2 separate regions of the Homo sapiens genome follow, and region 1 is linked to region 2. A link is a loop called in an ENCODE intact Hi-C map of the cell type or tissue named here. Cell type or tissue: HepG2. All regions are shown on one strand. Each heading gives the region's core, and the rest is flanking DNA. Links, peaks and the distances in the headings are about the cores only.

What was found. Hi-C counts contacts between places; a loop is a spot of excess contacts. Peaks named below come from ENCODE experiments on the same cell type or tissue, not always from the same donor. Only the 100,000 strongest peaks of a DNase experiment are listed, where the experiment ranks them.
Region 1: a loop joins it to region 2, with 12 times the contacts of the local background. A loop is called at or near these places in 20 of 110 quality-filtered maps.

What each region holds. Positions count from the first base shown.
Region 1 is chr7:65,210,689-65,222,739 of GRCh38, forward strand. It overlaps LOC124901661 (a long non-coding RNA gene), which reads right to left. Exons shown (of 2, transcript XR_007060366.1): 2 at 8,875-9,311. It also overlaps the pseudogene INTS4P1. Among named protein-coding and RNA genes, the nearest start is that of SNORA15B-1, 150 kb to the left of the region's middle. In HepG2, for the core only: a CTCF peak has its summit at 5,919 (motif pointing right); a DNase peak (open chromatin) is centred at 5,933.
Region 2 is chr7:64,943,887-64,955,937 of GRCh38, forward strand. No RefSeq gene overlaps it. Among named protein-coding and RNA genes, the nearest start is that of ZNF117, 41 kb to the right of the region's middle. In HepG2, for the core only: CTCF peaks have their summits at 3,072 (motif pointing left) and 7,556 (motif pointing right); DNase peaks (open chromatin) are centred at 3,065 and 7,555; H3K4me3 peaks cover 1,182 bases; H3K27me3 peaks cover 224 bases.

The sequences.
Region 1 (12,051 bases), core at 2,195-10,194, 270 kb after region 2:
TGTTGCTCAGGCTGTTCTCAAACTCCTGGCTTCAAGAGATCCTCCTGCCTCTGCCTCCCAAAGTATTGGGATTACAGGTGTGAACCACTGCACCAGGCCCACACTGTTCTTATACTTGCATATTTCTCTGTAATCTACAATTGTTTTGTAATTCTGTAGGTAAATTTTATTTTGTAGAATACATATATTTTTTCAGAGTTTTATATGGAATGAATCTGTTAAAGCACATGCAGTAGTTGAATGGAAAGCTTGATGAAGAAATAGGAGTCAAGGGAGTGACCAGACTTCTGGTATGCTGGTAGAATAATACTGGGAGAAGACATAGGATCTTAAAGCACTGATGAAGTCTGTTTCATTTCTTCCGCTCATTGTCTCTGCCCTCATGAAGTTCACCAAACCTGAGGTTTTTGTGACTCTGTACTTGTCATTGGGGTGATGATAGCTTCTTACAGGGCTGAGTTGCAACGCTACCTTCACCAGCAGGTAATGCTGTCTAGCAAACTGTACCATCTAGCTTGGCTTTTTAAGATCCTAGTTTTGAGGCTGGGCGCGGTGGCTCACGCCTGTAATCCCAGCACTTTGGGAGGCCGAGGCAGGTGGATCATGAGGTCAGGAGTTCGAGACCAGCCTGGCCAACATAATGAAACCCCGTCTCTACTAAAAAATACAAAAAATTAGTAGGGCGTGGTGGTGGGCAGCTGTAATCCCAGCTACTCGGGAGGCTGAGGCAGGAGAATTGCTTGAACCCAGAAGGCGGGGTTCCAGTGAGCCGAGATCACGCCATTGCACACCAGCCTGGGCAATAGTGCGAGACTCCTTCTCAAAAAGAAAATAAAAAATAAATTCTAGTTTTGAATCTGAAATAAGTTCATGCCTTACTTTTGGCTTTAGATTCTTTAAAGTAGAGAGTCTGTTTTTGCACAGTTGGGTTGAAAAGATTTTTGGGAAGATGATAGCTCTGAATCCCCAAAGTTCTTCATCTGATGTTCTTAATTCATCCTTTGAGTTCCTGCACAGATATCACCTCCTCAGTGAGATATTTTTTGACTATCCACTGGCACGAGGCCCAAAATTGGATCAGTCTGAGCCAGGAGTAACGTACTTAACTTTTCTGAGCCTCAGTGAGGCATCATCCCCTCTGAGTCTCAGTGTTTTCTGCCACTTGAATGTAAGCTCCATTGAAGCAATCGTTTTGTTCTCTTTTGTTCACTGTGTTTCCAGAACCTAAAATAGTGCTTGGTGCTTCGTAGGTCTTAAAAATGTATTTGTTAAAATAATTAATGAATCTATAATATGAAAATAAAAATTCTAATGATGCTTAGGATTGCTGGGAGTTAAATAAGATCATGTAAAACACTTAAGAGTATGCCTGGCACATAATGGTTATCAATAAACAGAGGCCTTTCTGATGATCATGTGACTGAGGCATGATTGTATAGGTACCAGTCTATCTTGGTCGTAAATTGCAAGCTCTTCTCACTTCATCATTCTTCCTACTTCAGGGTTTGGTAGGTGTCTGGGGCCCAGCCTGTGGTGAACGTGTGCACAGTTGAATGAGTCAGTTGCTTCTGTTTGTTCCTCCAGGTATTTCATCGCTGATTTGCCCCACTTGCAGGACAGCTTTGTGGACAAACTCCTTGACCTTATGCCCCGATTCATGACATCCAAACCTGCAGAAGTGGTCAAAATTCTACAGACCATGCTGCGACAGAGTGCCTTTCTGCATCTCCCACTTCCAGAGCAGGTCAGGGTCTATTTGGCCCCTGTAGGCCAAATCTGTCCAGACGGTCAAAAATCTTTACCTTGGTGATCTTCTTTGACCAATGGAGCAGCTGGGCTAGGCTCTTCCTCTGAGTGGCTCCCACATGCCCACTCATTAGATAAGGAGACAGAAAAAAGATGTGTTTTCTTGTCCAGGAATGACCTGGCTTTAGAATCATAGGATTTTCCTCTTGCTTACAGATCCACAAAGCCTCAGCCACCATCATTGAGCCAGCAGGCGAGTCAGACAACCCTTTGCGGTTTACCTCTGGGTTGGTGGTTGCCCTGGATGTTGATGCAACCCTGGAGCATGTGCAGGATCCTCAGAACACTGTTAAGGTCCAGGTCTGTCGGGTTTGGGTCCTCGTGGAGCTTCTAGACTGACCTTGTGTTGAAGTATTTAATGTTAGTACCCCTGTAGTCTCTACTTGAGGGACAGAAACTGGGACAGGAGAAGAAATGAGCTTCTGTGGGAAAGAACCTAGGCTTGAATCTCAACTACTGCTGAGTGTGGTTTGGAGCAAGTTACTTTAAACTCTGAGTCTCAGATTCTACAACTGACAAATAGGAGGAGTTGACATAAAGAGATAATGTATTTAAAGCCCCCAGGACCCAGTAAGCGTTCAGTAAATGATAAGACCTTTTCTAATCTTGTAATGTGACGTTAAGATTTGGTCTTTTGTTACAGAAAACTATAATAAACAAGTTCCTTTCAGGCTGTGAGTCAGTCAGCTGGCAGATAAAATTTATGGATGGGAAAAAGCGATTACTAGGAAATATTCTTTCCCAAGTTACATAGATGTAATAGAGACACATGAGAAATGTAGTAGAGACACTAATCAATTCAGACAGTGCAGTTAAGCCCCACAAAGAGTACTACTCCTTCATTCATCCATCTGTCCACTCATTCATCCTTCCTTCCATCCATCTGTGCAATCGTGTTTACTCTATTGCATGCACTAAGTGCTGTGGTTGCCAAGGTAAATATGTCACAGTTCTTCCTCTCAGGGTGTGCACAGTTTCACTGAGAGACATACAAATGGGCAGGCAATTATAAAACAGGGTTTGGTGAGTAGACATGCACAGGATGGGTCATCTCCTAGACTGTCTCCTAAAAAACCCTTTCAAAGCACCTCTATCACATGCAGGGCTAAACCTTTTAGAGTATTCAATTTGGAGTGTGGTGGAGGCTCAGGAAAGGAAAGGAGAAGGGCACAAGGGATATGAGAGAAGGGCCAAAGGGATATGAGTCAAAGCAGGGATGCAAGCACTGGCAGGAAGTACAATAAGGGGACAGAAAAATAGGCTGGAACAGGCAGAGAAGGCTTCCTGGAGGAGGTAAGGATGAATCAGGCCTTGAAGATTACGCTTTTCGGCTATGGTGACAATAAAGGACTGGGCCTTCTGGCTTCCAAGCAGAAATTATTATAAATTATGAGACCTGCAGAGAACTAGTTCTGAGCTAGCTGTGAAGTTGTATTGCATATTGGAGTGTTTTTGTTTTGTTTTGTTTTTTTCCACATTAGTGGTTGTCCACCTTCACTGCACTTTAGGATTACTCAGAAAGCATTAAGAACAGATGAATAGGTGTCAGCCTACATTAATTAAATCAAAATCCTGAGAATAGGGCCTATGGACACTAGTGTTTAAGAGTTCATAGGTGATTCTAATACGTAGTCAGTGATACCAGCAGAACTACTGTTTTACCTTGTCCCTGAAAAAAAACTTCACTGATCACCTGAGTGTAAAGGAGATTGTGGGCAGGTTACTTAAGGGTCATCTCCTAGACTGTCTCCTAAACCCCCTTCAAAGCACATCTACCACACGCAAGGCTAAACCTTTTAGATACCTTATAGGTAGAGGGACAGGAAACTCACTGCCCCATCGTGGGACAGGTCCAGTGCTTTGAAAGTGCCATCCAGTCCAGTCACCACACCCTGAGTCATTCCTCTGTTCCAGGCACTACTTCAGGTGCTCGATAGAGATATAGCAGTAAACATGCCTCAGAGATGACACTGAGATTACATTCCCCATTAAAATACTGTAGATCTGTTCTTTAAAGCAAAGCCTGCAGAACTCCATTCATTAACTATTTATTTTATTTTATTTTATTTTATTTTATTTTATTTTATTTTATTATTATTATACTTTAAGTTTTAGGGTACATGTGTACAATGTGCAGGTTTGTTACATATGTATACATGTGCCATGTTGGTGTGCTGCACCCATTAACTCGTCACTTAGCATTGGGTATATCTCCAAATGCTATCCCTCCCCCCTCCCCCCACCCCACAACAGTCCCCGGGGTGTGATGTTCCCCTTCCAGTGTCCATGTGTTCTCATTGTTCAATTCCCACCTATGAGTGAGAACATGCGGTGTTTGGTTTTTTGTCCTTGTGATAGTTTGCTGAGAATGATAGTTTCCAGTTTCATCATGTTTTATGGCTGCATAGTATTCCATGGTGTATAAGTGCCACATTTTCTTAATCCAGTCTATCGTTGTTGGGCATTTGGGTTGGTCCCAAGTCTTTGCTATTGTGAATGGTGCCGCAATAAACATACGTGTGCATGTGTCTTTATAGCAGCATGATTTATAGTCCTTTGGGTATATACCCAGTAATGGGATGGCTGGGTCAAATGGTATTTCTAGTTCTAGATCCCTGAGGAATCGCCACACTGACATCCACAATGGTTGAACTAGTTTAGAGTCCCAACAACAGTGTAAAAGTGTTCCTATTTCTCCACATCCTCTCCAGCACCTGTTGTTTCCTGACTTTTTAATGATCGCCATTCTAACTGGTGTGAGATGGTATCTCATTGTGGTTTTGATTTGCATTTCTCTGATGGCCAGTGATGATGAGCATTTTTTCATGTGTTTTTTGGCTGCATAAATGTCTTCTTTTGAGAAGTGTCTGTTCATATCCTCCGCCCACTTTTTGATGGGGTTGTTTGTTTTTTTCTTGTAAATTTATTTGAGTTCATTGTAGATTCTGGATATTTGTCCTGTGTCAGGTGAGTAGGTTGCGAAAATTTTCTCCCATTTTGTAGGTTGCCTGTTCAGTCTGATGGTAGTTTCTTTTGCTGTGCAGAAGCTCTTTAGTTTAATTAGATCCCGTTTGTCAATTTTGGCTTTTGTTGCCATTGCTTTTGGTGTTTTAGACATGAAGTCCTTGCCCATGCCTATGTCCTGAATGGTATTGCCTAGGTTTTCTTCTAGGGTTTTTATGGTTTTAGTTCTAACATGTAAGTCTTTAATCCATCTTGAATTAATTTTTGTATAAGGCGTAAGGAAGGGATCCAGTTTCAGCTTTCTACATATGACTAGCCAGTTTTCCCAGCACCATTTATTAAATAGGGAATCCTTTCCCCACTGCTTGTTTTTGTCAGGTTTGTCAAAGATCAGATGGTTGTAGATATGTGGTGTTATTTCTGAGGACTCTGTTCTGTTCCATTGATCTATATCTCTGTTTTGGTACCAGTACCATGCTGTTTTGGTTATTGTAGCCTTGTAGTATAGTTTGAAGTCAGGTAGCATGATGCCTCTGGCTTTGTTCTTTTGGCTTAGGATTGACTTGGCGATGCGGGCTCTTTTTTGTTCCATATGAACTTTAAAGTAGTTTTTTCCAATTCTGTGAAGAAAGTCATTGGTAGCTTGATGGGGATGGCATTGAATCTATAAATTACTTTGGGCAGTATGGCCATTTTCACGATATTGATTCTTCCAACCCATGAGCATGGAATGTTGTTCCATTTGTTTGTATTCTCTTTTATTTCACTGAGCAGTGGTTTGTAGTTCTCCTTAACATCTGTTAAGGAGATTAATTAACATCTGTTAATGAGAACTTTCCTCGATTAAATATTCTGTCATTGGAGATTGGTACATTTCTTTGTCAAGGGCAACAGTTTTTAAGCCATTCACATACACACGTTCCTGGGAGAAGTGACACTGGGGAGATTTTTTTTTAACCCCTGAAAATGAACATATTGGAGAATACATTCATGATCTCTCCACAGGCTCTAATAAAGGGGGGGAGACCTGGGTTCTGCACCTGGCCTTGTTGTCGTGGTTACGGTTGCTTTCAGGCAATGGCACCTGTTCTCCAGGTGTGTCTGGACTTGTACTTGCTTTAGCCATATATGGCCACCAGGGGGAGGAGTCACCCCACAGTTGCCTGGAGCGCCCTCGCTCTCCAAATTCACAGCTTGAAATGTCACCTGTGGCCGTCCTGCGGTCATCCACGGTTTTCTTTCTTACCTTTTCTTTCTTTCCTTCCTTCCTTCCTCCCTCTCTCCCTCCTTTTTCCTTCGTTCCTTCCTTTTTCTTTTTTTCTTTCTCTTTTCTTTCTTTCTTTCCCCCTCTCTCTCCCTTCCTTCTTTCTTTCTGTCTTTCTTTCTATCCTTCCTTCCTTCTCCCCTCCCCTCCCCTCCTCTCCCCTTCCCGACAGAGTTTCGCTCTTGTTGCCCAGGCTGGAGTGCAGTGATGTGATCTCAGCTCGCTGCAACCTCTGCCTCCTGGGTTCAAGCAATTCTCCTGCCTCAGCCTCCCAAGCAGCTGGGATGACAGGTGCCCACCATCAAGCCTGGCTAATTTTGTATTTTTAGTAGAGACGGGGCTTCCCCATGTTGGCCAGGCTGGTCTTGAACCCCTGACCTCCGGTGATCCATCCTCCTCGGCCTCCCAAAGTGCTGGGATTACAGGCGTGAGCCACCACAGCTGGCCATCCATGGCTATTTTCACCATGCCTCGCTTTCCCCTGTTGGTTCAGTCACCCTCAAAGGACAGAGCCTCTGTGCTATAGGCCTCCCCCCCGGATCTGTGCATTGCCTAATATGACTGGACCCTCCTCCCCACCCCCCATCCTGCCCCAGCTCCTCTGATGACATCATCGGCTCTGGAGCCACCACTCAGCTTTTTGCAGGAGGGTCCCCTCCCTCCAACCCCACTGGCCCCTCAGGACCCCACATCCCCCGGCACCGTCTGGTGCAGGGACTCTTTTTTCTCCTATACCCCACGTACTGTAGAATCTAAGGTAGGGTCTATATCCTTCATGGTTCCTGTGGTCGTGTCCAAGACCTTTCTCTTTCAAAGGCAGCGGAGTCACCTGCTGTCCCTCTCAGTGACTGCTGTCTGCTGGTCTTCCGCTTGCACCTCGTCATCCATTGAGGACTTGTGTTCCTGGCTGACTGCATTCTCATCCTTCTTGCCGTCTTGTAGAGCAGCAACCCCTCTACATTCCCCCAGCAGGTTTGCAACAGTGATTTCATACAAGACGTTGGTGTCGTCACCCACGTGGACAGGCCAGGCTACTCCCCGTCTCTCTGGGCACTTAGACTGCTGAAGCTCCAGTGAGCTTTTCCAACTTGCCTCTCAGCCACCACTCCCTGCCTGCGGTCACACCTGGGACCCTCCATCACCCAGAAAGGAGACTTCAGACAGCTCTCTGCTGACCTCTCTTCTCTTGCTCCAGAACTCTCCACTTGGCCTCCCCACCTCATTGTCACTCTCTCTGTGGTCATTGCCTTCCTTAATCATGGTTCATAATTAAAATCAACTCCTGCAGGGCGAGGTGGTTCACGCCTGTAATCCCAGCACTTTGGGAGGCCGAAGTGGGTGGATCACTTGAGGTCAGGAGTTCGAGACCAGCCTGGCCAAAATGGCAAAACCCCTGTCTCTACTGAAAATACAAAAATTAGCTGGGTGTGGTGGCAGGCGCCTGTAATCCTAGCTACTAGGGAGGCTGAGGCAGGAAAAATCGCTTGAATCCGGGAGGTGGAGGTTGCAGTGAGCCGAGATCACACCACTACACTCCAGCCTAGGCGACAGAGGGAGACTCCATCTCAAAAAAAGAAGAAAAAAAACCTCCTTTTTCTCTCTCTCTCCTGACATTGTTCCCCTGGGCAAGGGTGACATGAACAGGCTGGATCTCTTGCATCTGCATCTGGACAGCCAAGCATCACTGGGAAAGCACACACTCAGCTGCACTTTCACTTTATTTATTCATCTATTTATTCATTTACTTATTTATTTATTTATTTATTTTAGTGACAGGGTCTCACTCTGTCACCCAGGCTGGAGTGCAGTGGTGTGATCAGAGCTCACTGCAGCCTCCACCTCCTGAAGCGATCCTCCCATCTCAGGTTCTGTGGGAGCTGGGATCACAGGCGTGCACCACACCATGCCCATCTAATTTTCTAATTTTCTATAGAGATAAGGTCTCGCCATGTTGCCTAGGCTGCTCTTGAACTCCTGGCCTCAAGCAATCCTCCTCACCTCAACACCCCCAAAGTACTGGGATTACAGGTGTGAGCCACCATGTTTGGCTGTACTTTGACTTTTTTTTTTTTTTTTTTGAGACGGAGTTTTGCTCTTGTCGCCCATGCTGGAGTGCAGTGGCGCAATCTCAGCTCACTGCAACCTCTGTCTCCCGGGTTCAAGCAATTCTCCCACCTCAGCCTCCTGAGTAGCTGGGATTACAGGTGCCCACAACCCTGCCCAGCTAATTTTTATATTTTAAGTAGAGATGGAGTTTCACCATGTTGGCCAGGCTGGTCATGAACTCCTGGCCTCAGGTGATCCACCCATTTCAGCCTCTCAAAGTGCTGGGATTACAGGCGTGAGCCACCGCGCCTGGCCTGGCTGGACTTTCACTTTAAATTCAGACTTCAAGTGGGCTTCCTGGAAACCCCTCTACATTCCCCCAGGAGGTGAAGGGCCTGAACATCCCTTTTCTGCCAAAGGTGCGGCAAGAGCCTCTCCCTACCAACATCTCTCTTCAGTTCCAAGGATGAAACAGATAGTGGCCATAAAAAGAGCAGAGGACAGCAGGAATAAAATTACCTCAGGTACTGAGGTTACAAGCACTGCTGGCCACCAGTTGCTCACCTTTCTTCAAGAGATTAGACATGAACAAAGAATGATGAGGTCACAGGATAAGCAAACTCTATGTCTTTAGATCTGTACACAGTATAGGCCTCCAATGTTTAGAAACAGAGAAAATAGAAAAAGGCAAACTCATGTTGCTATTTGGCCTCGGCCCTAATGGTCAGGCTGTGGTTTTCTGTTTTCTCCTGTTGTATGTGGTGCTGTGTGAGTATAATCACCAATCACATGTATACATGTCCACATGTATTTCTGCATTTCTCAACATTATCTTACAAGACATTCAACTTTAAATCAGGGGGAAAAAATTAGTACTTTTAGGGTGCCCACTATTAGAAGGTAACTAGTAATCAGGCTGTCATTGAAGCCTGGCATCTTATCTGCACTGGGTGCATGTATTAGTTAGCTGTTACAGTGTAACAAACCATCCAAAACTTATTAGCATCATAATTGAGATGGTCAGGCATTTAGGCTGGGCTCAGTGGGACCATTCTTCTGGTCTCAACTGAGCTCTTTCAGACATGTATTATCAGCTGCTTGTTGACTAAGCAGCTGTGCTTCTGGGAGTGAGCTTCTGCTTCTGGGGCTGTCAACAGAGGCAACTTGCTTCTCCTCCCCATGGTATCTTGTCTGGCTTACATGGGCTTTTTTTCATAGAGATGGCAGCATTCTGAAAGAAAAACAGAAGGATTCAATACCTTTTGAGCCTACGCCTCAAACTAGCACACTGTCATGTTCACAGGTTTCCACTGCCCTGAGCAAATAAGGCCAGCCAGATCCAGGGATTGGAAAACAGATTCTGGATCTCAATGGGAACAGCTGTAAAAGCACCTGGCAATGGGCATGGATACAGGAGGGATAAAAAATTGCTACCATTTTTGCAATAAGCATCATTCTGCCTTTTTTTGCGCATGTAGTTTATAGAACTCTTCCACATCAATAAATTGTCCAAAGACCCACAGCTACTAAGTGGCTGGGCTGGGACTCAGGATCAACTCCGTGTGACCCTTGAAATCCTGGAGAGTGACATTTCTAAAATAGAAGTCAGATTTCTTTTAGATTTGTGCCCATATAGTACTGTTTATTATTAGAATAATCTTAAAATGGCTGGGCATGGTGGTTCACACTTGTAATCCCAGCACTTTGGGAGGCCGAGGCAGGCAGATCACGAGGTCGGGAATTTGAGACCCAGCCTAACCAACATGGTGAAACCCCGTCTCTACTGAAAATACCAAAAAAATTAGCCAGGCTTAGTGGTGGGTATCTGTAGTCCCAGCTAGTTGGGAGGCTGAGGCAGGAAAATCTCTTGAACCTGGGAGGCAGAGGTTGCAGTGAGCAGAGATCACGCCACTGCACTCCAGCCTGGGTGAAAATAAATAAATAAATAATCTTAAGGAATTGCAGAAACACATGGCGGCTCACACCTGTAATCCTAGCACTTTGGCAGTCTGAGATGGGAGAATCACTTGCACTCAGGAGCTCAAGTGCAGCCTGGGCAACATAGTAAGATCCTGTCTCCATAAAAATTTTTTTTAAAAAATTAGCCAGGCATGATGAGGCATGCCTGTAGTTCCAGCTCCTCAGATAGCAGAGGTAGGAGGATTACTTTACTTGAGCCTAGAAGGTCAAGGCTGCAGTAATCCATGATTGGTTACACAACTGCACTGTAGCCTGGGTTATAGAGTCAGACCCTGTCTCAAAAAAAAAAAAAAAAAAAAAAAAAGAAGAAGAAGAAGAAGCAGAAAAAGAAAGAAATTGCAGGAGCATTTGAAAAGGACATAGAATAATTTGGAAAAAGTAGCTAAAGGATGAGTTGAGAAAATCAAAGCCAAAACCACACATGACTTATTTTTTATCATAGAAAAAAATTGAAAATTAAAAAAAAAACTCTAGAGAAATTAAATGTTACAGAGTTTAATTGAACAAAGAATGATTTGCAAATCAGGCAGCCTGTGGAGCCAGAGTAGGCTCAGAGAAACTCCAGCACAGCCACATGGTAAGAAAATATTGATGAACAGAAAAAGCAAAGTGACACACAGAAAATGAAAGTGAGGTACAGAAACAGCCAGATTGGTTATAGCTTGGGATTCGCCTTATTTAAACACGGTTTGAAGATTTGATATCCTTTTAGTGGGAAAATCACAGTGGTTAGTACAGGAATGCGTTACAGTTAGGTTTCAGTTTACTATGTACAAAAAGAAAAAAAAAACTATTGACCAAAATTAAATGAAAGGGGACAGCTTCAGGCTATAACTAATTTAACAATTTCTCGCTTTTGGTTATCTTCTCAAGTTTGAGAGACAGACCAAAACTTTATACATTATATTCTGCCATCATCAAAGATATACTTATTTAGTCTCAAATCTCACTGTGAAATAGCAGAACTGTGAGTTTTGTAAAGTGGAAATGAGAACTTGAGGATATTAATTTTTTAAAGAATTACAGTAGAGGGGACCTCTTTATGTTAAAATTTGCTGCTTACAGAATAAAAACAAAACCTGGCCTGTTTTAGCATCTACCTATTTTCTTAAATTTTTAGTTTGAGTATGTCATATTTAGCATGAGTGACTCCATTTTGGTTTGGTTTGGTTTTGTCTGTTTGGGCCTGGTGCGTAAGCTCAGTCCAGAATAATAGCCTCCAATAATTTCTTTTAAAAATTCCCCCGTTTTGGTTAAGTTTTCACATACGTCAGAGTGTGACCAAAACTTAGGGCCTTAGTGCCTCTCTCAGTTTCCATTATTTTGGGTTTTTGTTCTTATCATGTCATTTATAGGTTATGGTGTCCTCATGGTCGCATATATCTTTGAGTTTTCATCATTCCCATTAAAGAGAGACCATTTGACATTCTAGAGATGACTGCATGCAAACATTTATAACTTTTGAGAGAATACAGTGCAATAGGGAGACTACTATTTTGACTATCAGGAGGATAACACCAAGAGTTTGAAGTATGCTTTTTAACCAGGGTCCCCATGAACAAACCAACTAAAATTAAATAGATCAAATAATTAGCTAAATAATTGGTCTACTCATTTCAACCAAGGAGTCTGTTTCTTTTTTCTTTTCTTTTTTTTTTTTTTTTTTTTTTTTTTGAGATGGAGTCTCACTCTGTTGCCCAGGCTGGAGTGCAGTGGCAAGATCTTGGCTCACTGCAAACCTCTGCCTCCCGGGTTCAAGTGATTCTCCTGAACACTAAACACAAAAATTAGCTGGGCATGGTAGCGCATGCCTGTAGTCCCAGCTACTAGGGAGGCTGAGGCAGGAGAATCGCTTGAACCTGGGAGGCGGGGGTTGCAGTGACCTGAGATCATGCCACTGCACTCCAGCCTGGTGACAAAGTGAGACTCGTGAGACTCTGTGTCAAAAAAAAAAAAGACCAAAAAAAAAAAATTATGTCGTCTTACATACC
Region 2 (12,051 bases), core at 2,746-10,745:
TAATAAAGTCTTGATCTGCGTAGCTTGACCGCTTACAAGGTCGTGTATTTATTCATTTAACTGAAAAGTGTGTGTTAGCAGACACGATGTGCCATCCTTTTTGCTAGGCTTAGGAAATAAAATGAAGAAAAAATATTGGTCTCTACTCTCATGAAACTTTCAGTCTGGCTACATAAAACCCTCACACACTCCTGAGAAGTGGATACCTCCGAAGTCTCCTATTAACCTCCTATTCCAATGTAACCACTATCTGAATTTTGTGTTATCATTTACTTTATGCAATTTTATCTATAAACAATATACATTTGCGTGTTGCCTGTTTTGGGGGTTTATATAAAGTCTACCATAAGTTTTCATCTGTGATTTGCTTTTTTTTTATAATTGTACTTTTCTATTTTTCCATGTTGTCTAGAAACATAGCACATTTTCATAAAGAGGGAAGGGGGACATCTCAAGGTCTCCTGGCAGTGCAGCGAAGGCTGGTGAATTATCATTAAAAAGGCTGAGATTATCATTAAAGAAAAATCTCTGAATTGTGACACTGCACTCCAGCCTGGGTGACAGAGTGAGACTCCATCCCCCCGCCCCCCCGAAAAAGAAACATTTGAAGCACATTTTTAACACCAAATAGCAACAGGATTATCAGGTTCAGGATTCTGAAAGAAGGGGTGTAGATCACTTTATTTCATTTTTTCATTTTTCTTTGCTTTTTCTTTTTTTGAGACGGACTCTTGCTCTGTCACCCAGACTGGAGTGCAATGGCATGACCTCTCCTCACTGCAACCTCTGCCTCCCGGGTTCAAGCTATTCTCATGTCTCAGCCTCCTGAGTAACTGGGATTACAGGTGCTCGCCACTATGCCTGCCTGATTTTTGTATATTTAGTAGAGACCAGGCTTTGCCATGTTAGTCAGGTTGGTCTCGAACTCCTGACCTCAGGTGATCCACCCACCTCAGCCTCCTAAAGTGTTGGGATTACAGATGTGAGCCACTGCACCCAGGGCCACAAAGGTGTGGACACCTAGGAGCCAGGGTCATTTTCTGAGGACAATGAGTCATTGAAAGGCACAAGTAGGTGAGGGATGGATTGGGCTGCTGGTTTGAAAGCGCAACATGGAGCTTCCTATGGCACAGGCAGCTTGGGGGCAGAGAGGCCAGTGAGAGGCAGGAGCAGCAGCCCAGGCTGTCACCAAGGAGGGGACAATGTGGTAAAAATGGAGAAATGCACATGGGTCTGAAAGGTTTAGATAAATGTGGATTTCAGCACCTCCTCTCCCACACCCCACTTATCAGCTGTGAACATGGGGCAAGGCACTCCTTTCTGTGTCTTTATGACTTAGCTGAGGTGACCACTAAGTAGGAAAAGTGCCTGGCTGGTGACACATAATAAGTAGCTGCAAGTGGTAGCTTTCTTCCCTACCCACTTGAAGCAGAAATTGGTGACCAGTTTTTCTCTCTGAGTCGTCCAGCTGGCACCAGAGAAATTCTGAGGCTGCTTCTTCAGACAGGGCCACCAGGATGTCTGGGCAGCATGGCAAATCTGATCCTTAGATCAGTTTGGAAAAGGTGGGGAAGACAGAGCCAGAAAAACTGGGCCAGATGCCTGGATTCCAATCATACCCAGGCCCTGCCCCCTCTGGTTCTGGCTGTGCTGTGCCTGTCTGGGTCCTGAGTCAAGTGACACCTGGTCCCTGCCCTCTGCCCTCAGGAAGGTCCCCATAGACCAGGGAAAACTCACAAATACAGCCATTGGGTAATGCCAGAGAATATGCATGCCAACTCCTAAGGCTGATGAGTTACTAAACACCAATAGCTACGGTGGGAAAGAGATGTCATTGTCACCATCTTAAAGATAAGGAAACAGAAGCTTAGAGAGCAATGTGCCCAGAGTCGTTCAGCCTAGGAGTGACTGAGGCAGGACAGAAGTCATAACTTGTCCAGCTGCAAGGCTTGAGTTTCCAGTCTAGCCCAGAAGATATCACCCTGCCCAGGTTGGGCTGCAACCTCACTCACCTTTGGGACAATAGGCTCTATCTGGAAGAGAAGGCTCTATTTTGAGCAATGAGGAGCCCATGCCAAGCACAGCCACCTGCCCCTGCAGAAATGAGTGGGGCTGGAAGCTTCATGGATTCTAGTTTTTAATGAATATCTCCCCTGAGCCCACACAAGCTTGTGACTGTTGGTCCCAAGGCATATTGTCCAACCTCCAAATGGAGCAGAGCAATGGTGAAGGAAGCCTGTCTGGTCAGCTCAGCCACTTCTGAGCTCTATAGCTTTGCACAGGCCTTTGCTCCTCACTGTGCCTAAGTTTCCTGCCATAAAACGGGGACATTGATACAAACCACACACACAATGAGGATGAAAAGAGATAATGGGTAAAATGACCTCACCTGCCAGGGAGTCCATGCTCAGAGAACTCTCATGCTCTTGGGTGGAATATTTCCTCAGAGACATAGAGCTTGGAGGTCAGGGACACGGGCCCTGCCACTGACCTGCTCTGTGACTCTGAGACAGTGGCTTCCACTCTCTGAGTTCAGATCCACACTGAACAGGCTGCTCTGACCTGTGCCCCTGGGCTGGGAAGGGAATTCTTCCTCCCCAGCTTGTCAGGGAACCCTTGGCCATGGCTGAGGGCAATCTGGCCCCAGTGCCCTGGCTTAATGGAACAGCAGGAAAAGGCAAACACAAAACCCAGACAGCAGCTGATCACGGAATCTGCTCTCCTTGACCCACAAGGATTTGTTGTGATCCAGCCAGCCTGTGACTCTGTCCACATGCTGCTCCTCTGCAGGGATGCTGCTGTTCACTCTTACTCTACTGAGACACACAGATGTCCTTGAATGAAATAATTCTCTCTCTCTGTCTCTCACACACACACAAACACACACACACACACACACACCCTAACTCTTCCTCCAGGCTCGCAAGTCAGCTGTCCAGAAAAACTGCCTTCAGCGGCCCCTTAGCCTGTGAGCTGCCCTCATTCCCCTTCACAGCCCTGAGTGAGGATGCGCAGCCTCCTTGGGCAGGAGGAGGCAGCTTCTGGGAGGTTGGGTCTCACAGCTCCAGTGCCCCCTGCTGGGCCTCTAGCCGGCTCAGGCAGTGACCCTGGGTAGGGAGCACCTCAGTGCTGCTCATAATTGCAGAGGATGGCCTCACCAGTCAGGGGGTCCTGGAGGGCCTGGGGGGGCTTGGTCTCTGACTGCCAGCAAAAGACGCTGGTCACATCTAGGCAGCAGGAGGCAAACACTGAGTCAGCTGACTTGCCTGACTTTAACCCTCAGGTTTTTTAAAAAAATTAAAATACAGGTGCAGGGGCTTGGGCTCGGGACTCCTGGACCCACGTGGGGCTGAGCGTGGATGGTGTTTGGTGTCCGGCTTCACTCCCAAACCGCACCCGGAGGGTTTGCGGGGCGGAGGGGCCTCAGGGCGACGGTTCCAGAACAGACCCAGGCTGCTCCGGTCAGCAGCAGCCCCGCCGCTCTCCCACCTAGCGGGGACCCCCAGCCCCGCCAGCCGCATCGCTCTGTCCCTCTCATGTCAGGCAAGCCAGTTCCGGACCGCGTGGCACCAGGAGCCGCCAGGAGCCGGGGCGACCCAGAGGTCTCCAGCGACCTGGCGTCCGGCGAGGACACAGCCCCCAGGAGGGGTTAGACCACGGGAGCCGGAGCCCGAGTCCCAGGGCCGCCGAGCCAGTTTAGAGTGGTCTCCAGGCCCTAGTGGGAAGGGGCTCCGCGCTTCTGGGCGTCCACAGGAGCTGCATGGCCCTGCCCGCTGACGCCCGGTCGGGACGCTCCACACCCTGTGTGGGGGCGGAGGGGACGCGGTGGGTGCGGCCTGGGCGCGGGTGGGCTAGAGCCTGGAGACCGCCGGGAGCCCGACTTCCTGGCGCTTTGCCCTTTGGGGAGCGGAGCCAAGGAACAGCGCCAACCTCTCTCCACAAGCCAGGGACCCTACGACCCACCGCCGCAGGTGAGCTCCGCCCGGGCGCCCCCTCCCCCACCACGCCTGGATCCCTGCCGGGCTCCCCGAGCCGAGACTGTGCCTTCTGCAACAGGGCTGTGCTCCAGGTGGGAGAAACATCCTTTGCTCCCTGCTTTGGGGTCCCTGGGCTCCTTGTAGGGTCTAGTAATGGTAAAACTTCTTACTCTGGCTGGAAAGGTAAAATTTTTCAGATCCCCTATGCTTCAGCTCAAAAAGCAGAGCTTATAGCTGTAATTGAGGTATTGGCTGCTTTTACTATGCCTATTAATGTGATTTCTGATTCTTCATACGTGGTTCATTCCACACAATTAATTGAAAATGCTCAGTTACGATTTCATACAGATGAACAACTGATGACTTTATTTACCCAATTGCAAATAGCAGTTAGGAGTAGAATGCACCCTTTTTATATCACTCACATTAGGGCTCATTCACCTCTTCCAGGACCTTTAACTGGAGGGAATCAAATGGCTGATCGCCTAGTTGCTACTGCAATATCTAATGCTAGACACTTTCACAATTTAACCCATGTTAATGCCTCTGGTCTCAAACGCAGATACAGCATTACCTGGAAAGAAGCTAAAGCTATTACCGAGTGATGCCCAATTTGCCAAATGGTGCATTCCTCATCTTTTACAGGAGGAGTTAATTCTCAAGGATTGGAACCTAATTCTCTTTAGCAAATGGATGTCACACATGTTCCCTCGTTTGGGAGTCTAGCTTATGTACATGTATGTGTGGACACCTTTTCCCACTTTGGGCTACATGCCAATCAGGAGAGTCTTCTGCCTGTGTTGAATGTCACCTTTTGCAATGTTTTGAGGTGATGGGCATTCCAGCCTCTATTAAAACAGATAATGCCCCAGGCTGTACTAGCCAAGCTCTAGCTACATTTTTCTCTATGTGGAATATTAAACACATTGCTGGTATCCCATATAATTCTCAAGGACAAGCCATAGTAGAAAGAATGAATCTGTCCCTGAAACAGCAGTAGCAAAAACAAAGGGGGCGGGGGGAAACAGGGACTATGGGACACTGCATATACAATTGAATCTAGCATTATTGACTTTAAATTTTTTGAGCCTGCCTAAGGGCCAGATGCTATCAGCAGCTGAACAGCATCTACAGAAACCAGCTGCAAAGACAGAAGCAGAACAACTGGTTTGGTGGAGAGATCTGATAACAAAAAGTTGGGAAATAGGTAAAATAATAACTTGGGGTAGAGATTATGCTTGTGTTTCTCCAGGCCAGAACCAGCAGCTGATTTAGATACCATCAAGACACCTAAAACCTTATCATGAGCCAGATGCTGTGGAAGAGATTCTGGGAGAATCCTGAGGACCCCCCAGTTGCAGCCATGTCAAGACTGATGCTGAGGAGGACCCCAACTGTCACGAGCAACACCCGTCGAACACAGCCACCTACTTGGGGAAAGATCAAGAAGCTGTCACAGATGGTGGAAGAAAACCTGAGGAAAGCGGGACAACCAGTCACAATGAGTAATTTAATGATAGCTATGAGAGCGGTGATCACCATTGCTGTGAGTATTCCTTCAGCAAGCGCTGACACAGAGAACAATTATACTTATTGGGCATATCTATCAATCTTGGCTGGCAATAATGCCTGGATGTAATCACTCTATGACCCAGTTACACATGCTTTCTGATCTCAGTATTTGCCATAATGAATCTGCTCCTATAATTAAGGCATACCACCCTCAAAAACCTATTTGTAAACAGAATTGAACCTGGCCAGAAAAAATGAATGTACTTGTTTGGGAAGATTGCATTGCAGAACAGGCAGAGGTGCTGCGCAATGATTCCTATGGAATCATTATTGATCGGTCTCCTAAGGGGATGTTTAGCTTGAATTGTACCTCTGAGTATGTGTGCCATGGCCACACTATGTTCAGCTGGTCAGAAGAAAACAGTCAGATGGTAGAAATGGTAAGAAGTATGGCAAGAGTTCTTATTATCTGGAAACATGGCGGTATAGTGGCACCTCAACCTCAAATGATATGACCCGCCGTAGGAGATTAACAAAAGGATTTGTGGAAACTATTAATGGCTCTTAATAAGATCAAAATTTGGGAACGAATAAAAAACCATCTAGAAGGACACTATACAAACTGGTTTTTGGATATTGCAAAGTTAAAAGAACAAATATTTAAAGCATCCCAGGCACATCTGACCTTAATACCAGGAACTGGAGTGCTTGAAGGAGCTGCAGACGGATTAGCAGCCAGTAACCCATTAAAATGGATGAAAACACTTGGAAGCTCTGTGATTTCAATGATGATTGTGTTATTAATCTGTGTTGTTTGTCTTTGTGTAGTCTGCAGATGCAGATCCTGACTCCTGCGAGAAGTAGCTCACCGTGATAAAGCTGCCTTTGCTTTTATTGCCCTGCAAAAACAAGAAGGGGGATATGCTGGGGAATAGGCCCCCAAATCTGGACATAAACTGGCCCCAAAACTGGCCATAAACAAAATCTCTGCAGCGCTGTGACATGTTCATGGTGGCCATAACGCCCATGCTGGAAGGCTGTGGTTTACCGGAATGAGAGCGAGGAACACCTGGCCTATCCAGGGCGGAAAACCACTTATAGGTATTCCTAAACCACAAACAACCTATGCCTTAAGGACATGTTCCTGCTGCAGATAACTAGCCAGAGCCCATCCCTTTGTTTCGGCCCATCCTTTTGTTTCCTGTAAGGAGTGCTTTTAGTTAATCTATAATCTATAGAAACAATACTTATCACTGGCTTGCTGTCAATAAATATGTGGGTAAATCTCTGCTCATGGCTCTCAGCTCTGAAGGCTGTGAGTCCCCTGATTTCCCACTCCACATGCTATATTTCTGTGTGTGTGTCTTTAATTCCTCTAGTGCTGCTGGGTTAGGGTCTCCACGACCGAGCTGGGCTTGGCAAACGTAACTCTTTCTGGGTACTTCCTGTTGGAAAGGAGTGCTGTGGGCCGGGCGCGGTGGCTCACGACTGTAATTTCAGCACTTTAGGAGGCCAAGGTGGGTGGATAATGAGGTCAGGAGTTCAAGACCAGCCAACATGGTGAAACCCAATCTCTACTAAAAATACAAAAATTAGCTAGGCGTGATGGCATCTGCCTGTATTCCCAGCTACGCAGGAAGCTCAGGCAGAAGAATTGCTTGAACCTGGGAGGCAGAAGTTGCAGTGAGCTGAGATCATGCCATTGCACTCCAGCCTGTGTGACAGAGCAAGACTCCATCTCAAAAAACAAAAAAAGAGAGAAAAAATGAAAAGAAAGAAAAGGAGTGCTGTGGCAGGGGGACAGCAGTTGGGGCTCCTTCTGAGGTTGATCTAAGGGTTCTCAAAAGAATGGTGTGTCCATGTGTGGCTCTGTTCATAGCACCATTTAAGGTTTAATTGTTTCTAGGTGAAAAGAGAGAAATTTTTCAAGAAGGCTTGAAATATAGGGTTAGAATATGAGTATTTAGCTTACCATTGTTAGTAGAGATCCTATAGACCATAACTGTGACAGCAGAGTTTGTTAGCTGTTAGCTACACCAATGGATTGTAATACCAGTTTGCCTCCACTAGATGTTGCTGTACATTGCCAGAAATGTTAATATGAAAGTAACATTTGTTTTGAGAAAACATACATTTCCCCCATGACTTGCCATTAGGGAATACTATTAGGTTTAGGCCATCTTTTATAACTTACAATATCATTGGGAGAATACGTTATTGGGTGGCTAAAATAACTTTAGTGTTGATCTTAGCAATTTCTTTCCTTTAATTATTAAATTCTTTCATGACAGGCCCTCTTACAAGATTCTTAAAATTTCTGACTTGTCCTAAACATCCTTCCTTTAAACAGCCAGTCATTTCCTTTCAGGACAAGAATTTACCATACAAGATATTTTCTTATATAAAATCTTTTTATAACCTTCTTTCCATAGCTTAGAGTGCACCATAGTACTAATCTTTAATACAAAGTCCTATCAAACTTAACGATAGTAAAACTTCCATGCTTACTTCCTATCCATAACTCTTACTCCTGCTATAAGCAAAACAAACTTGACTAAATCTTTTCTGCAACTGCTAATCCTTTTACAAAGATAATAATTAGGCAAATTGTTTCAGCAATTAGAATTTTACAACCAGAATTCCACATTGTGGGTGCCACAGTGTACAGTTCTATTGCAAATAATAGCGTGAATATAACAATTCCTGCAAAAGTGGTGTAGTAAATAGTTTCTGTTTAAAACTTTACTTGCCAAGCTATAACATTCTCCTTTGGGAATTTATGAAGTTACAAATGCAATTCTATGTATAATTGAAATTTCTGGCAAATATGCATTAAAAAGAAGGTCTAATATTTGGCGGTGAATTTTGAGAGGAAATGTAGAATTTTTTTAAAGTATCTGGTGAGGTAGATGGGATTGAGTAAGATGAGTAGCTCTCACTCAGTTACTTATCTTTTACGATTTTCAGGTTAAGATCTTCTATTTCTCCACACTGATATTCAGGACATTCCTCTGGGCTGTCAGAGGTTGCTCCCTCAGCTCTTCAGGCTTTGACTTGAGTGTGATGCATTCAGAATTTGATACCTGTAACTTTTACTGCCAAGGGGCTTGAAAGAAAATCAGTGTAGGGCTCTTCCCAGTTTGAGTTTAGGAAAGGAGAGAGTTTTCACTAATGCCAAATCTCGAGTTAAACAAAGGTGTTCCTATTTCCTGGGGTTGGGCTTCTGCCAGTTGTGTCAATTCCTGTTGGAAGTGAGCTAGAGAGGTTACATGCTTAACCAACTTAGAGGTTTTCTGCCTGAAAAGAATCTCTGAACACAATGATAAGATTTATCCTTTCCTAAGTGAAAAACTTGTTGAAGGATTTTAAGGACTTTCCATTGGCTTGAGGCTGGCAAATGGAGTTTGCCATCCTCTGTCCTCTGACTGTAGCCATCCTGAGAGATGAAAATATACCCTCAAGAAGCAGCCCATTCTATTTCCACAGAGAAATACTGAGGTTTATTTTCTCTTATGGAGCCTTCCTATATTCGAAGGGCTTGAAGTGTGTTAATTCTTTGAGGCTTCCTCACCTTTGACTTAGCTGTCTGATCAGATAACCTGTTTCCTTTGGCTACTTCATCTGTTCTCTTTTGATGTTCCTTACAATGTGTCCCTGCCATTTTTCATGGAAGGAAAACTGAGGATAATAACCAGTTAATTTCTGGTGATATTTTATAGGAGAAGCATTAGTGGTAAGATTTCTTTCTGCTTTTTATTATAAGTTGTATTTCATACAGGTATTCAATTTATATCACCCTCCTTCATTATTTTAATATAAAGCCTTCTCCACTTTATATCAGTGGAAAACAGGCCACCTGGTGCCAGGAAAGCACATGGATTGCCATTTTAATGATGATGATGAAAAGCACTTGTTTGGGTGGTACTCACGTGCCAAACACTGTTATTTGGCTCAAAGTACCAGTTTTTTATTCTTCTCTAAATGTAGTGATAAAATAAAATAAAATTCTTAGTTAAGAAGACTTTATCTCATTCAAGTATGTATTATGAAATTTTGTTGACACTTAAGTGTCTCTGACTTACCTAGAATATTGAAATTTTTCATGAATTCAATTTGAACACTGTAAAGAAACTTTTTTTTACTAAAAGCCTTTGTGAGGCAGAATAAGATTTATGAAATGTCTTTATAATATGGAAAAATGTGTTAATGATGTTTGTAGTAATCCCTCTGAACACAGCATTCTCAATTCCCGGTATTCACCCTGAGTTACTCAGGGGAAATTGGTATCTCTGTAAACAGGCAGAAGAAAGTGCAGAGTGAAGGTGCACAACATAGCACAGAAATGTTTTCCACATGCACCTATTAGGGTCTTAATGTAATGGACTGTTATTTGCGTGGCTACATACTTACTGAATCTAGTCATGCTATTTTCTGGCAGCTAAAGGCATCTGTTACCCATTAATTTTATATAATTATTTTCTTGGTGGAAAAATAAATCCTTTTTAAATTTACTGTAAATTAAGAGATTAGATTTGTAATCTTCAATTTTTTAATGTTAAAGCAAATCAGAGAAAAGCCATGTGTGTATATTGTATGCATTTTCCTACCTATCGAAATTCTTGTACTGCCCTGAAATATCAAGGACTTAATAACGGAGCAAATCCTAAATCTGGTCTTTGCTTCTTGTTAGTAATCTGTCCATTTCAAAAATCATGGCAATTATGCTAAGCCATTGAAAAGATGTGGTTTTGACTAATTTTATCTGATTTTAAATGTTTTGTTACTTTTATTATGTTAATCTAAGAGCAAATATCCACATAACTGTTCATGCTTTCAAGAAATACTCATATTATGGACAGATGCAGTGGCTCATATCTGTAATCCCAGCACTTTGGGAGGCTGAGGTGGGTGGATTACTTGAGGTCAGGAGTTCGAGACAAGCCTGGCAAACATGATGAAACCTCATCTCTACTAAAAATACAAAAATTAACCAGGTGTGGTGGTGCATGCCTGTAGTCCCAGCTACTCTGGAGGCTGAGGGAGGAGAAGGGCTTGAATCTGGGAAGTTGAGGTTGCAGTGAGCTGAGATCACACCACTGCACTTCAGTCTGGGTGATGGAGTGAGACTCTGTCTCCAAAAAAAAAAAAAAGAAATATATATGTTGGATTACAGTATAGTAGAATCCTCTAAAATTAGCAGAAGTTCATTATTAAATTTATTGTTTTCAAAATTTTTCAATTGTGAAAATGAAAAATTAGGTATGCTTTTTCATGATAATTTTAATTCTAGGAGGGTACCTAGGATAATGTAAAACAGGGTCATCAGAATGGTGCAGACATGCTGATTTAATTAGAATGAGTTCAGCCTTTTTGGTAGACTATTGGTATCCCAGAGGCTGACCATTCACTACAGCTTACTAAATGTTGCCTCATAAGGCTGATACAAGAGTGCTTGGGTGGCTCACGCCTGTAATCCCAGCACTTTGGGAGGCCGAGGCGGGTGGATCATGAGGTCAGGAGATCGAGACCATCCTGGCTAACAAGGTGAAACCCCGTCTCTACTAAAAATACAAAAAATTAGCCGGGCGCGGTGGCGGGCGCCTGTAGTCCCAGCTACTCGGGAGGCTGAGGCAGGAGAATGGCGTGAACCCGGGAAGCGGAGCTTGCAGTGAGCCGAGATTGCGCCACTGCAGTCCGCAGTCCGGCCTGGGCGACAGAGCGAGACTCCGTCTCAAAAAAAAAAAAAAAAAAAAAGTGCTTGGGAAGGGAAGAGCATGGTCCGTTTAAATAATATGGAAGTGGGGAAGGGAACTGCTGGGTAGAGGAGGGCGCTGTCACTGGCCAGGGCTCCACCCCCACGGACCTAAGTGAGGACAGGCACTTCTGCCCTTGTGCCCAAATGTATTTTCCAGGACCACCCTGGCCCACCATGCCCCCATCCTGGGCCTATAAAAACCCGGGACTCTAGCAAGGCAGAGACACAAGTGACCAGATGTGGAGAGGAGCACATCGGTAGAGGAAGATGCAAGTGGCTGGTCCTCAAGAGGACGTCGAGAGGAGCACGCTGGCAGAAGAGCACACCCGCAGGCACCAGCACACCAGCAGGCTATCAACTGGTAGGACTAGGCTGAGTTTGGTCCGGGCAGTCGGAGGAGAGCCAGGGCCACCAAGCGGCCCAACTCCAGGGAAAGAACATCTCCCTTCTGCCTCCCCCATTGGCTGAGAGCTATGCCACTCAATAAAACTTTACACTCATTCTCCAAGCCCACGTGTGATCCGATTATTCTGGTACACCAAGGCAAGAAACCACAGGATACAGAAATCCCCCTGTCCTGGTGATAAGGAAGGGGGTCTAATTGAGCTGGTTAATACGAGCTGCCTATAGACGGCAAACTAAGAGAGCGCCCTGTAACACATGCCCACTGGGGCTTCAGGAACTGTAAACATTTACCCCTAGACACTGCCGTGGGGTCGGTCTGCCTATCTGTATGCTTCCCTAGTGCAGTGGAGCACCAAAGAAGTGAACCACACCCGCATCACACACTTTGTGAGGGGAACAAGG